Regions from separate parts of the Mus musculus genome. Here regions 2 and 3 are each linked to region 1. A link is a loop called in an ENCODE intact Hi-C map of the cell type or tissue named here. Cell type or tissue: left cerebral cortex. All regions are shown on one strand.

Region 1 (2,500 bases):
GACGCTGACCAACTTGGCCTCCACTCCCAGGCTCCAGCTGCCTTACGTGGTGACTCTGGTGTCACCAGTGTGTCTGGAGTGCTTCCCATGATTGATTCTTCCCCCAGACTACTCTTTCCCTAGCTAACCTGGAACTCCCAGAGCTCCGGAGTTGCATCCCCCCCCACCCCCCGAAAGGCCAGCTCAGTGTCACAAACAACACCTCTGCTTCATTAGTGGCTGAAGAGGAAGGAGACAGAAGTGAGGAGAAAGTGAATTCCTGCTGGGCAGGATGTCGCAGATGGCTGACATCCTGCCCAGTCTTTGCCTCTTCCCAACAGGAATCATGAAACCCACAGAATCAAAATCACCTGTCCATACTGTAAATGGACAGGAGTGTCTGACACTTTCTGGGACCTGAAGGCACAGCCAGAAAGCAGGTTGTAGAGAGGGGAGAGGTTTGAGCGCTTTACCCTATGGCTTCTGTACTTAACCAAAACCTGCGGGCACCCATGCCATTAGGTTCCCAATTGCATCACTAACTTGGATAGTTAGACCTCCCTGCTCAACTTCCAGAACCACATGACCTGGGCCTGCATGAACCAGAACCATGTGACCCTGGCCTGCGTGAACCAGAACCAAATGACCGGGGCCTAAAAGAATAACACGAGAGTTCTCAGGGAACAAGGTAAAATAGCCCAGACCTTCTGGAACGTTCAGTGAGACCTGGGGAGACAAGGATCACAGTGGGAAAATCTCTGTTCTTGTAGTGGGAACAAGGTACCCACTCCATACAAATTGCAGGGGCCTCAGTTTCCCCTCTACAGTATTTCTTCCCCCATCACAAAATGGACTAACTGGAAGCATGTCTAGGGATATCATGCCTTGCCTTGGAAACATTGACACTTAAGGAATCTGTGACTAAGAAGGTGATTCATGTTATGAACTACAGGCCCTCCAATTCAAAAGGAAAGGAAAGGAAAAAAAAAAAAAAAAGGAAAATCGCGTGTTCCATGGCGCCACCTATTGGCGATTTTCAAAATTGCAGAGTGAGAGGGAAAGTAGACAAGGGAGGATTTCAAGAGTGACCTCAGATTTATCAGCCCCGAAATGATAACCTGGAGACAAGGGTCCGAAACTGGAAATGGATGGATTAATGCTCTAAAGGATCACAGGGGAAAATGAACCGGCTTCCCTCCTTTGCTTTTGCATTATGGCCAACACTTTGCAAGTCTCTTCAGACCTCCACACTGTAGTCTGCCCACTCTTCTACAGTGGAACCACTGTAAAGGATGCTGGGCTGAGGACCACAGAAGCAAACAAACCGTGGGTCATAGCAGCACTGCGTTGCTGACTGCCTCAAGTGCCAGTTCAGCAGCCACAGCTGATCCTCATGGTTTGAACATCTTCTGATGTGATCACAAGCCACACTGGTCACTCTAGTCCTATCTGCATTTCACAGGCAAGGGGGAGACTGGCCCAGGCATGTACCAGGTAGGTGACCAATGAATTTGTCACAGTGGATAGGAAGAGAGTTCTTCCTTCCTATCTTCTGGTCAGAATCGCCTTTCTGAGAGTCGAGACTGGGATTTAAGTCTAGGCTCCTGACCCCAGAGCCTACGCTTTCGCTCAGGCACTTGACTGTATCTGCTGGCACCTCTGGTAATGACTAACATCTGCTGCCCTGCTCCTTCACAGCCAGACAGCACAGTGTGCAGGAAAAGAATAAATCCTGCTGATATTTCCTAATCTGTATTCATCCATCCACACCACCTCTCTATGTGGACCCACTAAGCCTTTTTCTGATCTGTCTACCTGTTCATCCACTCCACTGCCCATCCATCCATCCATCCATCCATCCATCCATCCATCCATTATCCTTTATGTTCATCTATGTATGCATGCATGCATGCATGTATGTATGTATGTATGTATGTATGTATGTATGTATCTATCTATCTATCTATCTATCTATCCATAAATTCCTCTATTTGTCTGTCTGTCTGTCTGTCTGTCTGCATGCCTGCCTGTCTATCTCTATCACCTATCATTTTCATTCATCTGCCCATCCTTTCATCCATTTTTATCTGTGTACCCACAATCTTTCCATCTATCCATCATCTATCCATCCTTCCATCATCCATCCATCCTTCCATTCATCATCCTTCCATCCATCAATCCTTCCATCTATCCATCATCCATCCACCAATCCATCCTTCCTTCCTTCCATCCATCTATCCATCCACCATCCATCCAACCTCCCATTTATCCATCCATCTATCCCTTCCTTCCCCCCAACAGTCACTTTCCATCTTTCTTGGCCCAAATGATCAGATGAATCACCTGTGGTCCTGTACACATTAGGCCCACAATGCTCTGTGAGGACACAGAACAGATATCTCCAACTTCAGCATAGAGAGGTGGGCTGGAGAGTATGGGCTGGGAAACATAGGTCAGAAAGCAGAGAGACAGATCAGCAAGGGGTCGTCTATCTTTAGATGCCAACTTTACCATATACCAG
Region 2 (2,500 bases), 220 kb before region 1:
GATAGAATGTCTCCAGATGCTGTAAGCCTCACGTTCTTCTCCTGGGCACGGCCATCTCTCATGCCTGCTCCCCTAGGAAGGCACAGGTGTGACAGGGGGCAGGCATGGGGTATGGGGAATGCTGGCCTAATGGGCCAGACACTGTGACAGGGCCAGACTCTGCTTGGGCCAGCAGCTGCTTTTACAGAAAGCTAAAATATTCAAAATGGGGTGTCAGCTATTGAGATGGCTGTCTGTGGAGGGTTTGCGGAGTTTGAGACCAGGCACCTATGTAAAAGCTGGGCATGGCGGAGCAGAGACAGGAGGCTCCCTGGAGCTTGCTAGCTAGTTAGTCCAGTGGGTGATCTCAGGGCTCAGGCAGAGACTCAGTCTACAGAGGTAAGGTGGAAGCTGGAGAGATGGCTCAGTGGTCAAGAGCAACTGGCTGCTCTCCCAGAGGACCCAGGTTCAATTCCCAGCAACCACATAGTGGCTCACAACCATCCTTAACTCCAGTTCCTGGGTGTCTGGTATCCTTTATGGACAAGCAAACAGGGTGTGCAGACATTCATGCAGGCAAAACATCCATATACGTGAAATAAATATAAATTGGAGAGAGACGGAAGGAAGACCCCTGATACCATATGCATGAACATGCATGTGCATGTGCATCTATAGACACCAGCGGTTGCACACACATGTACTCTCCCTCCCTCCTCCCACCCACATATGCCCCCACACCCACCCCTCACAATATACTAACCCATCCACCTTTATAAAATATCTGGAAGAAGTGTCTGGCCACTAACAGTAGTCCCCAGACTCAAACTGGCCCAAGATTCTTCTAGTTCACAAAGTCTGGACCCGAGTCTGTAGGTAAGATGCAATTAATATGTGTATAAATGCAATCAAGCATTTGTCTTCTGGGTACATTGATTGGTATTTATTGATGAGGCCTGTGTTTTAATGCCATACACCCACACTCAATATTAATAAAGAGCGGGTTGGAAGCTCTTAGCTGAGCCTTAACCAAGGATTAGCAATCTGTGTGCCTCGGTCTCTCCTGCCGGCTTACTTATATCTTCCAAAGTCTACCTTTAATCCTTCCTGCTGCAGACTTAGCCTAGTCTTGTTTCTATGGCAACAAGAGCATGATCCTCTTGTGCCTTATATGCAGAGAGGAGAGCGAGGGGGAGGGCGTGGCCATAATGTTTTCATAACTTGCTAGCCATCCAGGGTCCTTCCAGTTTTAAGTCAGCATTAGTCATATGGCTCCCAGGCTGGACTGAAGCCAGAGCAGGGTTTAGTGACTGTTGTGAATTTGTTGTTCTCTTAATTGTCCCCTCTGGGGGGCGCTGTGGGCGCATTTCTTTAGTATCTAGAGCACATGGGGTTTACAGACCCTGAAAAGGGAGAATAGAGGTCATAGTGGCCTGTAAAGGTTATTGAGAAGATTCTTGCTACAACAAAGTGTTCTGTAGAGACCAGATCTCCCACCCTGATGCCAGTGGGCTGCTTCCTTGGGAACTCTTCAGCTTGGCTGCTGTAACCAACTTTAGCCGATATGTCAATGAGTGGGTGTGGCCGTGTGCCAATAAATCTTTATTTATAGATGCTGGGATTTGAATTTTGTCTCCATTTCATATGTCACCAGATCTGTCTTTTTCTGTTCCTTTTCTAGTTATGTGGAACTGCAGAGTGAATCCTGGCTCTCGGGCTGCGTGAGCGCAGGCAGGGCGTGGATTTCCCCCAGGCGTGAGAGTCCTTTCCTGTGACTCCGGGCCTCTACTTTCTAACGTGTTCTGTTCATCCAGAGGATAGGCTGAAGGCTGTGAACTATTTAATCCAGAAACCCAAGGCTTGGATGCAAGAGAGGCAGCTGGGCAGGGGACTTGGGGATGACCTGATGTCTCAAGAGTTTCCTTTCCTCTCACACTGACCGACAGAAATCTTGGCAGAGGCCTGGGGTAGCCCTCTAGCTGAACAGGCTGCCATTGTGGCTATGAGCATTGAACGAGCATGTTTGAGAGAGATGGTGCAGGGGCTGCTTTCTGGCTGGGGACTGGAGAAGGCAAGATTTCCTCTCTGGATCTACAGTATATGGCCCCAGTCACAGCAGGAGGGTAGCTTCCTGTCCTCCATGATCTCTTTCCTATTGGGGAAATTCACCTCGGCCTGGCATCTCAGGAAGTCCAGGGATGTGTGCCGTCATGTTATCCCACACTGCAGCTGAGGCCGACGGCGAGCTGGGCCTGCCTTAGGGAGGTAGCTTTGGCTTGGGGGATAGCTCGCTGCCATTCAGATCCCAGCGCTGCGGTCTGAGGATGTGGCTCAGTCAGTAGAGTGCTTGTCTAGTGTCTTAGTTAGGGTTTCTATTCCTACACAAACATCATGACCACGAAGCAAGTTGGGGAGGAAAGGGTTTATTCGGCTTACACTTCCATACTGCTGTTTATCACCAAGGAAGTCAGGACTGGAACTCAAGCAGGGCAGGGAGCAGGAGCTGATACAGAGGCCATGG
Region 3 (2,500 bases), 120 kb before region 1:
TTCTCTCTCTCTCTCTCTCTCTCTCTCTCTCTCTCTCTCTCTCTCTCTCTCTCTGTGTGTGTGTGTGTGTGTGTGTGTGTGAGAGAGAGAGAGAGAGAGAGAGAGAGAGAGAGAGAGAGAGATAGGGTGTGTGATAGGTCAACCTTGGGTGTCATTCGGAGCTGTTCACCTTGTTTTTTGAGGCAAGATCTCTCACTGACCTTACGCTCAATGATTTAACCAGGCTGGCTGGCCAGGGAGCCCCAGAATCGACCTGCCTCTGCTTCCCCAGTGCTGGGATTGAGGGTGCAGGAAATGTGGGTTCTGGGGATTGAACTTGGACCCTCATGTGGGCACTTGATGGCAGGGCAGCATCAGAGGCAGGCAGAGCAACTGGGCGCTGTGGGGAGAGGCTCCATGCACCCAGGAGTCAGCCACACCGGGGTCTGAGCTATACATGAACTGCAGTTGTAGGACCTTGAACAAGGACTGTCTTCGGTTTCCCCATTCAGTAGAGTTGGACCAGGGTGCTCTCTGAGGCTCCTCCAGCATCTTGGCATCCGTGAACACACCTTTTCCCGGGACTAAGGCTTAACACAGCCCTCGTACGGGTGGGCTGGTTTAGGTGCAAACAGAGTGGGTTGTGTGTGGTGGGTGTCTTAGTGGCGCATCTGCTGCCAATATATTGGCAGTGCTGCCACCACAGGTCCCAATTTCAAAATGCCAGTGCTTGGGTGACAAGCCTCTCTTTTTGGGAGGAAGGCGAGTTCTGAGGTAAGGTGGAACTTATGTGTGTTTCCTCAGACCAAAGCCACCCTCTGAAAATCGCTGCTCAGGGCTGGGGAAACAGCGCCTTCTCCTCAGCAAAGAGGAGTCAAGAGGAGCATTGGAGAAGCGCTCTCCAGGAGACCTGGATTTGAATCCTGAAACTGGGTGGCTCTGGGGACACGCTCTGATTTTTCTCCGGGCGCCACCTCTCTCACTTGTCTGGGCTTCCCACGCACAGGCTGTTAAAGTGTTTTCTGGAAGAGGTGGGCTCTCGCCCAGCACTGGCTGTGCCAAGTGGGTAGGTTCTGAGGAGAGCCCGAAGGCTGGCACTGGGGAAAATGTCACCAAATCTAGCTCCTCCGAGGAGCCCAGCTCAGCAGCAGCCTTGGGTCCTTAGCAGTCCTGAACAGCAGCAGTGGCTGTATTAACAACTCCAACTGAGCATGCGCCGGATGCGCCTGATGCCTTGATGTGCCAGAGGGTCACCCTAACCCTCTGCCCTCAAGCTCTCTGCCTTTATGGACTTCACCTGAACACTGAGGGTTGCCTGTCGGACCATCAGCCCCGAAGACCTCACCAGTGGGCAACTGTCTCAGAACTGCTGGGTGGCAAAGCTTCAAGGATGCTGCCAGACAGCGGCTTGTGCTGTGCATGTGCTCAGATCCTCGCTGGGCACCGAACCTCTGCAGCCTTCACCCACCCCTGCTGACCCTGTGAGCTCAACTTTTCACTCTACTTGAAAAAACAAATAATTGTATTTATTTCATTTTCGTGCTAGTGGGTAGGTGTGCCTTAGCAGCCCATGGAGGTCAGAGGATAACTCAGAGGACTCAACCTTCTCTTTCCACTATGTGGGTTCTCGGAATTGAATACATGTTTCCCAGCTTGACCTGGCCGCAAGCGCCTGTGCCTGCTGAGCCATCTTGCCCATCTTTTGCTTTCTGCCCCTTTGCTCAAGTACTTTCCTGTCACTTGGTTGTTATCAGGGTCTAGTCACAGAGGTGGTTCACAGTTGCGCCTTCCTGAATACTGCTCTGCTCCCAGCACCCAGAGTAGTCCCTGCGTGTAGTAGATGCTCAGTAAACACCCACAGAACTAATGAAGTGTGAATACATGAATGATGTGGAGTGAGAGCATTTGCTCAGGCTCAGTCTTTCAAGGTAATGTCTTGTTGGCACAGCAGCAGACAATAGGTGAAGGATGTGCCAGAACCCAGGCTCCATACTAGCCTCAGGGACCACTTCCCCCAGCCAGGCTCAGTCTCCCAGAGGCAGAAGGAGAGTGTCACAGAATCAACCCAGTGCTGGAGAGATCTTAGATCCCTGCAAGGACATCCTGGGGCTGATCTGGAGGGAGCAGGGCTAAGGTTTGAATGTGTACCATGCTGTCTGGCCAGTGAGACCAGACTCCTAGGTAATTTGGCAGGACTCCTGGAACTGGAGAGGACTCAGACCCTCACAACAGAGGCTTCAGAGAGCATTTGGCTCCTAGGTGTCCACTGCCTTCTGCAGGGCGAAGGTCCAGGGATGAAGAGACATGGGGGTGAAGTTCTGTGTGGCAAGCAGGGACCCCTGCCCAGCAGTGCTTCCATCTGGGACCCCAGAATCTTGGGAGAATTCATTTCAGTTCTTTATAAATGATCCAACCTTGGGTAGCTCTGAGGAGTTGCTTTTATGTGCCAGGCCCTGCGACTCTGGTGCTGAGAGGAACCCATGTGTGTCACATGGGAGCTCACGATGCCTTTGAGGAGCTG

Evidence for each region. Hi-C counts contacts between places; a loop is a spot of excess contacts. Peaks named below come from ENCODE experiments on the same cell type or tissue, not always from the same donor. Only the 100,000 strongest peaks of a DNase experiment are listed, where the experiment ranks them.
Region 2: a loop joins it to region 1, with 2.4 times the contacts of the local background. A loop is called at or near these places in 2 of 42 quality-filtered maps.
Region 3: a loop joins it to region 1, with 5 times the contacts of the local background. A loop is called at or near these places in 6 of 42 quality-filtered maps.

What each region holds. Positions count from the first base shown.
Region 1 is chr4:140,251,052-140,253,551 of GRCm38, reverse strand. No RefSeq gene overlaps it. Among named protein-coding and RNA genes, the nearest start is that of Igsf21, 5.5 kb to the right of the region's middle. In left cerebral cortex, a CTCF peak has its summit at 1,009 (motif pointing left); a DNase peak (open chromatin) is centred at 995.
Region 2 is chr4:140,469,072-140,471,571 of GRCm38, reverse strand. No RefSeq gene overlaps it. Among named protein-coding and RNA genes, the nearest start is that of Gm13021, 48 kb to the right of the region's middle. In left cerebral cortex, a CTCF peak has its summit at 1,334; DNase peaks (open chromatin) are centred at 1,269 and 1,570; H3K27ac peaks cover 1,066 bases.
Region 3 is chr4:140,370,156-140,372,655 of GRCm38, reverse strand. No RefSeq gene overlaps it. Among named protein-coding and RNA genes, the nearest start is that of Gm13016, 9.1 kb to the left of the region's middle. In left cerebral cortex, no CTCF peak of the experiment used is centred here; DNase peaks (open chromatin) are centred at 638 and 1,011; H3K27ac peaks cover 1,027 bases.